Linked DNA regions of Homo sapiens: region 2 is linked to region 1. The links are chromatin loops, found by intact Hi-C in ENCODE. Cell type or tissue: endothelial cell of umbilical vein. All regions are shown on one strand. Each heading gives the region's core, and the rest is flanking DNA. Links, peaks and the distances in the headings are about the cores only.

Region 1 (4,377 bases), core at 90-4,089:
GTTTGAAAAATAGGCCTGCGTGTGCGTGTGGCCAGCTCCACCACGGCTCTACAGACGGGCCCGGTCCATCGTCTGCAAGGCAAGGGAAATAGATCTCCTCACGGTGGCCATGTCCCTGCCAGCCCAGGTGTGCAAATGTCCCTGAAATACACCAAGGGAGGTACATTTCATTACAGAGCTGATCGGCCTTGAATCACAGAGCCCTTGGCCATTGATGGTCTTCTGGGAGAGGCCAGTGGGTAAATGGTAGGGAAGCCATTCCATACCTTCTCTCATGCACACGTTTTGGTGATGGCTGGATTAGGACCGGCTGCTGCGGTGCATGGGGTGAGGGTGGGGGATCACCGGTGCTATGTAACAGGCAGCTTTGGGAAAGGGATCAGGAAGTTTCATGTCAATCAACCAATCAATCAATCAATTAACAAATGCATTGCCAAGCTTGACTGGAGCTTAAGGTTCAGGACATCACTTGTGCTGACCTTGATGGGTGAACTTTGGGAGGTTTATCATCTCTTTCCAGAAGGCTCCAAGACAAATGTATGCATTCAGCTTTGTCAGGGTACTTGGTTAGGGAGTGAATGCACAAACGCCCAAGGAGGCCAGTGTTCAACGGCCTCACAGGTAAGGGACGGGACAGCCCTACTTCCCGGCTGCACAAGCAGAAAGAAATGGGTTGAGTCCCTGGCTGTGCTTCTCCCACAGGGCTGCATGCACCTGCTCTGACAGATGGAGGCTTTTCCTGGAGTTATCTGGCCCAGAGCAAGGTGTGCCTGTGTCACCCTGCAGGGACACAGCAGCAGAGCAGCCAGCAGTGAGGCATGAGGCCTGGCCCTCACCCATCACAGGGTGGCCACCCAGCATCTCTGGCCCTTTCTTCCTCCAGGAAACGCCTTCCCCATGGCAGGTCACCCATGCTTTCCTCCCTGGGGCCACAGGACAATGCTGCTGGAGACACGCAGTGACCCTCAAGAAACAGACCCTGGAGGGAAAGGTCCCTGGGCCATGAGGAGATGCTGAGCAGCCACCTCCAGGCCTCTCTTCCTGGAAGCCTGGGCCCAGCACCCCTCACTTGGGGCTCCTGCTACAGGAGCCACATCCCTGGAAAACCTGGCAGCTGCCACAGGAACAAAGCAACCTCAGGGGACAGCACTCTGTACCCTTGCTCCCAAGGTCTTTTGTCCACGAGTGGCCCTGTGGCCCTGCCAGTGTCCCCGGGGCTGCCACAGGGCCCTGAAGGCTGCAGCCCACAGGGGAACTGCAGAGACTCCCGGCAGGTGGGACCCCGTGGAGCCACCTGGAGCCGCTGGGGACGTTGCTCCCAGGGAGACCTTTGGTGGCTCACGGGTTGAAGGGGCAGCATTGTACCTGCAGAAAGCTCCAGGCACTGGGAGGCACGACCTCTCCCACGTGGGACGGCTGCCTCCTGCCCTTGCCCTGGAAACCCCAACTTAGTAGGCCTGGGGAGGAGCAGAGTGTCTGGGTGTCGTGAAAGCCCCCGGCAGGGCTGGCCTCAGAGGAAGGAGCTCTGACCTGGCCTCGGCCCTCGGAGCTCATAGCTCTGTCCCCACCCTCTCCACAGTGGCTGGAGTCCTGGGCTTGTGTCCACACCTTCCACCAAAGCCAAGCCCACCCTGGGTTCAGCTCCACTTCTGACTGGAGAGACCCTCCCCTCTGGCCCCAGCTCCCCCCTCTGTAGGGTGAGGGGTTGGGATGCCCCTCTCTGGTTCTGTTGTACTGACATGAATCTCTGATTGAAACATTGCTCGGCATATCTGGTGGGGAGGAAATGATACGGTTTCCTGCAAGCCCAGCTGAGAGATGATGCGATGTTTTTCTTGGATGCTTGGTTTTTAAAAAGTCCCTGATAAGGGACAAGCTAATTGGGAATTCTTGAAGAGAGGAGGGCTGGGGGCATGGGAGGCGGCCACGCTGGGAGCCGACCCCCGTCAGCCATCAGTTGAGAAAAGACTCTCTCTAAGTAGACCAGCCAATACCAAGTGGGGGAGCCCCCAGCAGGTGCCCTGACAAAGAGGGGGCCCCCACCACGAGCAGGCCCAGGGCTCCTAAATGGGGACGGGTTGGGGGGAGAACAGGGGCTAAAAGGAAATCAAAAGCAAATTATTTTCGGGATTATAGCTCTTGAGCCCCAGCGAGATATTACCCATTTTTCATAGCAGACAAAACCATTTTCCAAGGGATCAATTTTGCCTGCGGAAGTCGCCTTCCTCCAGCCCATAATCCATCATATTTCCCCATTTGCAATTTCTTGGTGTCTGAGTGTTTTAAGTTTCCTATGAATTATTTTATAAAGCTTTCTTTCTTCCTGCTGAAATGAGGTGTTCCGGCCCTGCTGGGAGGGCCCAACAACATTGAATGGGGGACTAAGGGGCCAGCAGTGTCCCGGCAGGGACGTGGCTGGACAGCTCGGGGTGGACTTGGTCAGAGCCAGCCCTGGTGGCCCCCAGACCACCCCCAGCTCAGAGTCGGCCTCCTGGGACACAGGGAGGCGTCCAGTGGGGACGGCGGCAGAGGGTCCCAGCCCCGCCAGCCGGAAGGGACGCAGGTGGGCTTGGCCCTGGTGAGTTCGGGGGAGGCCACCAGCCACTCGGGGCCCCGGGGGGAGGTGGGCTCAGGGGAAAGTTTTTGAGGAGATTTATTCTGATGCTCTGCTGAGGGGGACTCATCCTTCAAGAGGCAGCGTGTGTAAAAATTCCCCGGCCTGTTGATTGGTCTGTCACGGTGATTTGTGGCTCTTCCCCCGAGGTAATGGGAGCCACTGGGCTGGTGAAAGGCAGCCGGACAGATTGCTGAACAGAGCGGGCGGGAGGCCGCACAGCCGGCGAGATTTATTGACCTCAACCCACGGAGGCCCCTCCAAGGCTTTCAATCCCGCCTTTCAGCCGTCACCCCGGCGATGGCCGCCCGGCGGGCTCCTGGAGCCCCACAGCACAGGGCACCAGACAAGGGTGCCGAACCCCGGGGGGCCGCGCCATCTGTCCCCCCAGGAGGAGGAGAGGGCTCCATCCTCTGCTGCCCCGATTCACTGTTTGCTGGGGCTGCTGCTTTTTCGAACAATAGCTTTATTGAGATGTAATTCACATATTGTACAAGTCACTCACCTGCAGTGTACCGTTCAGAATATGCGAGAACAGTGGGGTGTTTTGTGTATTCGCAGAGCTGTGCAGCCGTCAGCACAGTCCATCTTAGAACATTTTCATCACCTCAAAAAGAAAGGCTGCCAGGTGTGGCGGCTCACACCTGTAATCCCAGCAGTGTGGGAGGCCGAGGTGGGCGGATCACCTGAGGTCGGGAGTTCGAGACCAGCCTGACCAACATGGAGAAACCCCATCTCTACTAAAAATACAAAATTAGTCAGGTGTGGTGGCAGGTGCCTGTAATCCCGGCTACTCAGGAGGCTGAGGCAGGAGAATCGCTTGAACATGGGAAGCAGAGGTTGCAATGAGCCCAGATTACACCACTGCACTCCAGCCTGGGTGACAGAGCAAGACTCCATCTCAAAAAAAAAGAAAGCCTATGTCCTCAGTCACCTCCCCAGCCCCCCACGCCAGCCCTGGCAACCTTGAATCTACTATCCGTCCCTACAGGTGTCTCTGTTCTAGGCTCTGCCTGTGAATGGAATCCCATAACGTGGTCTTTGTGCCTGGCTTCTTGCCCTCGGCCTGACGCTCCCAGGCTCGCCGTGTTTTCCCGTGTGTCAGCGCTGCGTCCTTTTTAAGCCTAAATTATACCCCATGGCGCAGTTAGACCGCTTGTTAATCCACCCGTCTGCCGGAGGACACCTGGGCTGTTTCCACCTTTTGGCTGCTGTAAATGATGCTGCTGTGACCGTGAGCTGGGCGTGTCTCTGTGGGGCCTGCCTTCATTCTCTCGGGGCTGTGTGGTCACCCCGTGTTTAACGGAGCAGTTTGAGGAGCAGGAGCTGGGCGCGTCTCTGTGGGGCCTGCCTTCAATCTCTCGGGTAGTCCCTGGAAGGGAGTTTCTGGGCTGTGTGGTCACCCGTGTTTAAAAGAGCAGTTGAGGAAACTGATGGATTGTTGACTGCTGGCCACTTCCATTTCATTTTCCACTTTTCCCTGGTTATCAGAGTCAGACGCGCTCATCATCCCAAATCTGCAAAATATAGAAAAGTTGAAGAAACACAGCGACCCCTTCCCCGTCCATCCATGGATCCTGGCAGCTGCTCTCCCACATTTTCTGCCACACTCGTTCTTTGCACACCAAGGACATCCTATAGATTCTGTTTTTGAACCAGCCTTTTCTCACCACGGGATCTCCCTGCGTTACTGGAAACTCTTCCTACACGTCGTTTTTGACAGCTGCGTAATATTCCGTGCCGTGGAAGCCCCACCACTTGCT
Region 2 (4,377 bases), core at 115-4,114, 48 kb before region 1:
ATAATCATGTGTTTACTAACAAGTTGATGACATGGATGTATTCATAAGACCATGTAATATTGATGTGATTGTTGTCGCTTGAGAAAAAAAGGCAACAGCTGATTCTTTCAACAACTGTCACAGAATGGCTGGGCTGAGAACGCTGCCCAGGGCCCTGCAGCTGGCGGGAGAGGTGTCTGGTGGGAGCGGTGTCTGGTGCGTCAGCCTGCTGCTTCGTGTCTCACTCGAGAGTTGCTTCTGGTTTCACACTTTTTAACCCCTCTGTGCTTTAGCAGCCGTGACCTTGCCTTCATTGCTTCATCCAGTGCAGGCCTGGGTTATTGAAGACACCAAAGTGTTTCTCTTCCAGTTTGAAAACCAGGCAGGTTTACACGTGGGTTTCAGTGTATTTGCCTTTGAACCCTTCAAACTAAACTTTAGCCTTTTGGCTGGTGTTGAATGTCTTTAGCTGGGGTGACCTGGAGTGACCTGGGACGGTGTTGTGGTTTACCGTCTCCAGCTTCAGCCTTTCCAGAAACCCTTGTGGAGGGCAGTGTTGGCTGCAGGTTTCATCATATTGCAGTTTGAGGTCACCACTATTTGGGGAACAAGCTTGCGTCCTGCTGAGGGGCAGGATTTTCAGCAGAGCGTCGGTGGGGCTGGGCCGTCGTGGAGGTGGCCCCAGGAGTCATATGGCCATACTCAGACACACCTTGTGTGGCCTGCTCAGAGCTGGATGCCACCTTTAGGCAATGTTTAGAGTCTATTTTCTAAAGTTTTAAGTATTTTAAGAGGTATTGAGACTAATGAATATAATAGTTCAGTAATTTAAATGCTTATTTATTTTCAGTGGAAGGATTTTTATTAAAAAGAAGCTAATTGACATGGAAATGTCAGTGAAATTTCTTACCTGCAAGGAAAGTGAACATTTTGTATTTAAGTAAACTATAATGTGCACATTTTAATAAAGAAATCTGACATTTGAAAAAATGGTGATTCTTTTGAAATGTGAACCAGCTCTACCAGTGGGAGTTGTGGTAGAGGCGGTGGGTGCAGAATGGACCCCTCTTTTGTTCACGTACTGGACATCTGAAATCCTAGAGTTTCTCCTATCGAATCATTGGCTTTTGGGACACAGCCCAAGGGTCGGATGGAAAGTAGAAGATGGAAAGCAGTGATAGATCATCTCCCTGGAGCTGATCTGGACGAGACTCACAGGACAAGACCCTTGATTTTACACAGGTTAAAGGGCAGCTGAGATGCATGTCAGCTACACACTTCAAAGAGCACGCGCGGCAGCCCAGCCTGAGGGCACCTCAGAGGACCCCCAGCTTGCTTGAGTGGCCATCCCTCTGCTTCCTGGGTGTGAGTGTCCTGCTAAGGCTGTTTGTGGTGTTCTGTGGGGTGCCCTTGACCCCGTGTTGTCTTCTGCCCCTCCCCTACTTTTGCTGTGCCAGTGGGGGCAGGGCAGTGGTCAACAGTCTTGCCTGTGGCTGTGGAGGAAGCCGGTTGGCACCTCCCTGGCCAGGCTGTGCAGAGGCTGGCAGTAACTCAGTCACTCGTCAGGCACCGAGCAGACACCAGCCTGGGTGTGTACTGGGCGATTCCTTCAGGCCCTGCCTATGCCCAAGGTCTTGAGTCCTCAGCAGTGCTTTTGTTACAGGGGACTGCAGGTGCCTCTCCTCCTGGCAGCCCGGAGGGGTGCGGGCTGAGCTCCTCCCAGAAGTTGGGGGTTGAGTTCAAGGAGGTTAAGAGTGGAAAGTTCCCTGACCAGCAAAACACCTGCAGGAGAGTGCCCCAGTGAGCCCTGGGCTGGAGTTGATCACGCATGGGGCTGCCCCGGGGCACGGCCTGGGCACTGCCTTCCAGAGGCTGCACGCCAGAAGGGTAGGGTCAGTGTCCTCCTGCCCTGCGGCTGGACGACCCGCTTGCTGCGAAACTCGGCGAATCCCAGCGCCTCAGCAGGGCCTGGAGCTTAGGGAGGAGCGGGCACGGCCACCCTGGGTCTCAGAGGGGTGAGGGCGGGGGCTGCCTTGAGTGCGGCCCAACCCAGCCAGGGAGGGAGGCGCGCCCGACACGGGGCAGAGGCGGGGGTGGGGACCGGGGCGACGAGAGGGGCCCCGGGAGGTGGGCGGGCGCGCGGGCGGGGCGGGCAGCGGGCGCCTCCTTCAGCACCGCGGACAGCGCCAGGCCCAGTGGCTCCCGGGCTCCCTGCCCCGCACGACGCGGCGGGACTTGGGAGCCCCGAACCCTCCAGGGGACGCTGACCTAGGAGGAGCGCGTCTCGCGCCACTCGGCCTGGTGGCCGCGATGCTGCTGGAAACGGGGCTCGAGCGCGACCGAGCGAGGCCCGGGGCCGCCGCCGTCTGCACCTTGGGCGGGACTCGGGGTAAGCCCCAGCAGGACACTGAGGACAGAAACGGCAAGGGCGGCAGAGGCGCGAGGAAGGGGGTGCGTGCAGGGCCAGCGGCCAGGCAAAGAAAGTCCCGCCGCTCTGCAGGCGGGACACAGAGATGGAAACTGCAGAGAGTGAGTTTCCAGATCCCAGGGTGGCGGGGAGGGCCTGACGCTGGCCTGCAAGAGTGCGGGACAGCGGTTGGAGTGGAGGCCCCTAGAAAAAAAGGGGGCATCGCAGGCACAGCTGGGGGGCGATGGGGCCGACCAAGGGGTGCTAGGTTCCCCCGGTGACCAGTGCCCGTCAGCTCTTGCACACAGCCCGGCCCAGGTCTCTGGACCCCACAGCAGGGGACCCAAGCCTGTGTCTCCCGCCTGAACCACCCTCCCCAAGGGCCATTCCATCACCACGGACGCTGGGAAATAATGGAGGCATTGTTGGAGGGCTGGCCAGATGCCAGCAGGGTGGGCCGCCTCCTTAACCTGCCGCCGCCCCTTCCCCAGTCCTGCCACACACGACCCCTGATCGCTTCGGCAGCAGCTGACACTCAGCCACCTGCACCCAGCACAGCCCGCACACACTCGGCTTTGCACCCGCGTGTCCTTGCCCTGGCCCTTCTTGGGTAACAAGTGCTGTGCAAAGTGAAGGGGCAGAAAGCTGGCTGCATGGGCCACTGCTCAAAACGGACACATCGGACCTGCTGGGAGCTAGGAGGGAGGGACTGTGGTTTCTTGTGCCCATCCTTCTGGGCCTGGGCCCTTAAAGCTCACAGTCCAGAAGCCATAGGCAGAGTGGACAGAGTATTGCTGTGAGACCCACAGGGAGAGGGACCTGCAGGATGGCATCAGCCCCTGGTCCCCCAACCCTTCCTGTGTGTTTCTGCGCACTGCCAGGGCACCCCTGCCTTTGCCAAGTCCTGTGCTGCCGAGGGCCACCCACTGCTGTGTTCTTCCCCGGGTGGCTGCCCAGGGCTGGTGCTGGCCCAGGGCCCTCTGGGCAGGGGTGGGTGCGTCCCTCTGCCTGCAAGGACAGGTGGGTTCTGGAGAGCTCACCTGTGTGGACTGGGGCAAGAGGCTGAAATATCAGGTAAGGGACCGTGTTCCAATGGAGCCGGAGTGCTGGGGGCTGGAAATGGAAGGTGTGCCCTGGGGCTTCCCCAGCTCGGCCCCTCACGACCCGAGGTCTTGGCTGCGTGTCCAGGACACAGAGCCTGTTCTCTCTCAAGGATTGCCCTTCCTCCCTGAGCCGTCCGGGGCCGCAGTTCCAGGGGTGGAGCCCAGAAGCCTGTTAGCATCTGGGATCGGTCCGGCACCTTGCGGTTCCGGTACGCAGCCCTCGGCGCCACACTCACCCCTTCTGCGTTTCGGGTTGAGCTCCCGCCGACCATCTGCTGCTCCCGAGGCCAAACCTCAGCGGCGGGAGGACCCTGCTGCCTTCTCGACCCCTCTCCCGGGAACCTTAGCCCTCCTGGCGTGTGCTCCAGCTCAGGCCTCTGCCTCTGGGCCGCTCCGGCGCAGGAAGCTGCGGGGCCGGGACGAACGCTGGCGGGAAGCCCTGACCTGGGCCCTCCCTTACCGGTGCCCGCCCTCGGGCCGGGCACGCGGGGCGGCCTCTGGGCACCGCAGGTCCCGGCGCAAAGGCGCTCAGAGTCCGCAGTGGCCCGGGCTGGTCTCCGCGACCCCCGGCCCCGCCCCGCCCCGCGGCCCCGCCCCCCGGCCGCTCCGCCCTCCGCTCGGCCAGAGGCTCCGGGCCCCAGGGCGGCCCGCGGGCGCAGCGCCCAGCAGCACCCGGAGTCGCTTGGACGCCGGTTCGGGGCTATTGCGGGGTGGCGTCGCTGGGCCCGGGAAAGTTCGGGACTGGAGAGTGGCGACGCCGGGCGGCGGGACCCATGGAGGCGCGCGGGGAGCTGGGCCCGGCCCGGGAGTCGGCGGGAGGCGACCTGCTGCTAGCACTGCTGGCGCGGAGGGCGGACCTGCGCCGAGGTGGGTGCCCGGGCCGAGTGG

What was found. A loop is a pair of places that touch in the nucleus more often than their neighbours do. Peaks named below come from ENCODE experiments on the same cell type or tissue, not always from the same donor. Only the 100,000 strongest peaks of a DNase experiment are listed, where the experiment ranks them.
Region 2: it touches region 1 in a loop (1.8-fold over the local background); 2 of 110 quality-filtered maps call a loop at or near these places.

Annotation. Positions count from the first base shown.
Region 1 is chr9:136,155,094-136,159,470 of GRCh38, reverse strand. No RefSeq gene overlaps it. Among named protein-coding and RNA genes, the nearest start is that of TMEM250, 38 kb to the right of the region's middle. RefSeq lists an enhancer at 2,458-2,958. In endothelial cell of umbilical vein, for the core only: no CTCF peak of the experiment used is centred there; a DNase peak (open chromatin) is centred at 1,780; H3K27ac peaks cover 1,237 bases; H3K27me3 peaks cover 52 bases.
Region 2 is chr9:136,202,925-136,207,301 of GRCh38, reverse strand. It overlaps LHX3 (LIM homeobox 3), which reads left to right and starts at 2,174. Exons shown (of 6, transcript NM_178138.6): 1 at 2,174-2,368. The coding sequence starts at 2,290. QSOX2 (quiescin sulfhydryl oxidase 2) reads left to right here. Exons shown (of 12, transcript NM_181701.4): 12 at 1-969. In endothelial cell of umbilical vein, for the core only: no CTCF peak of the experiment used is centred there; no DNase peak of the experiment used is centred there; H3K27me3 peaks cover 1,309 bases.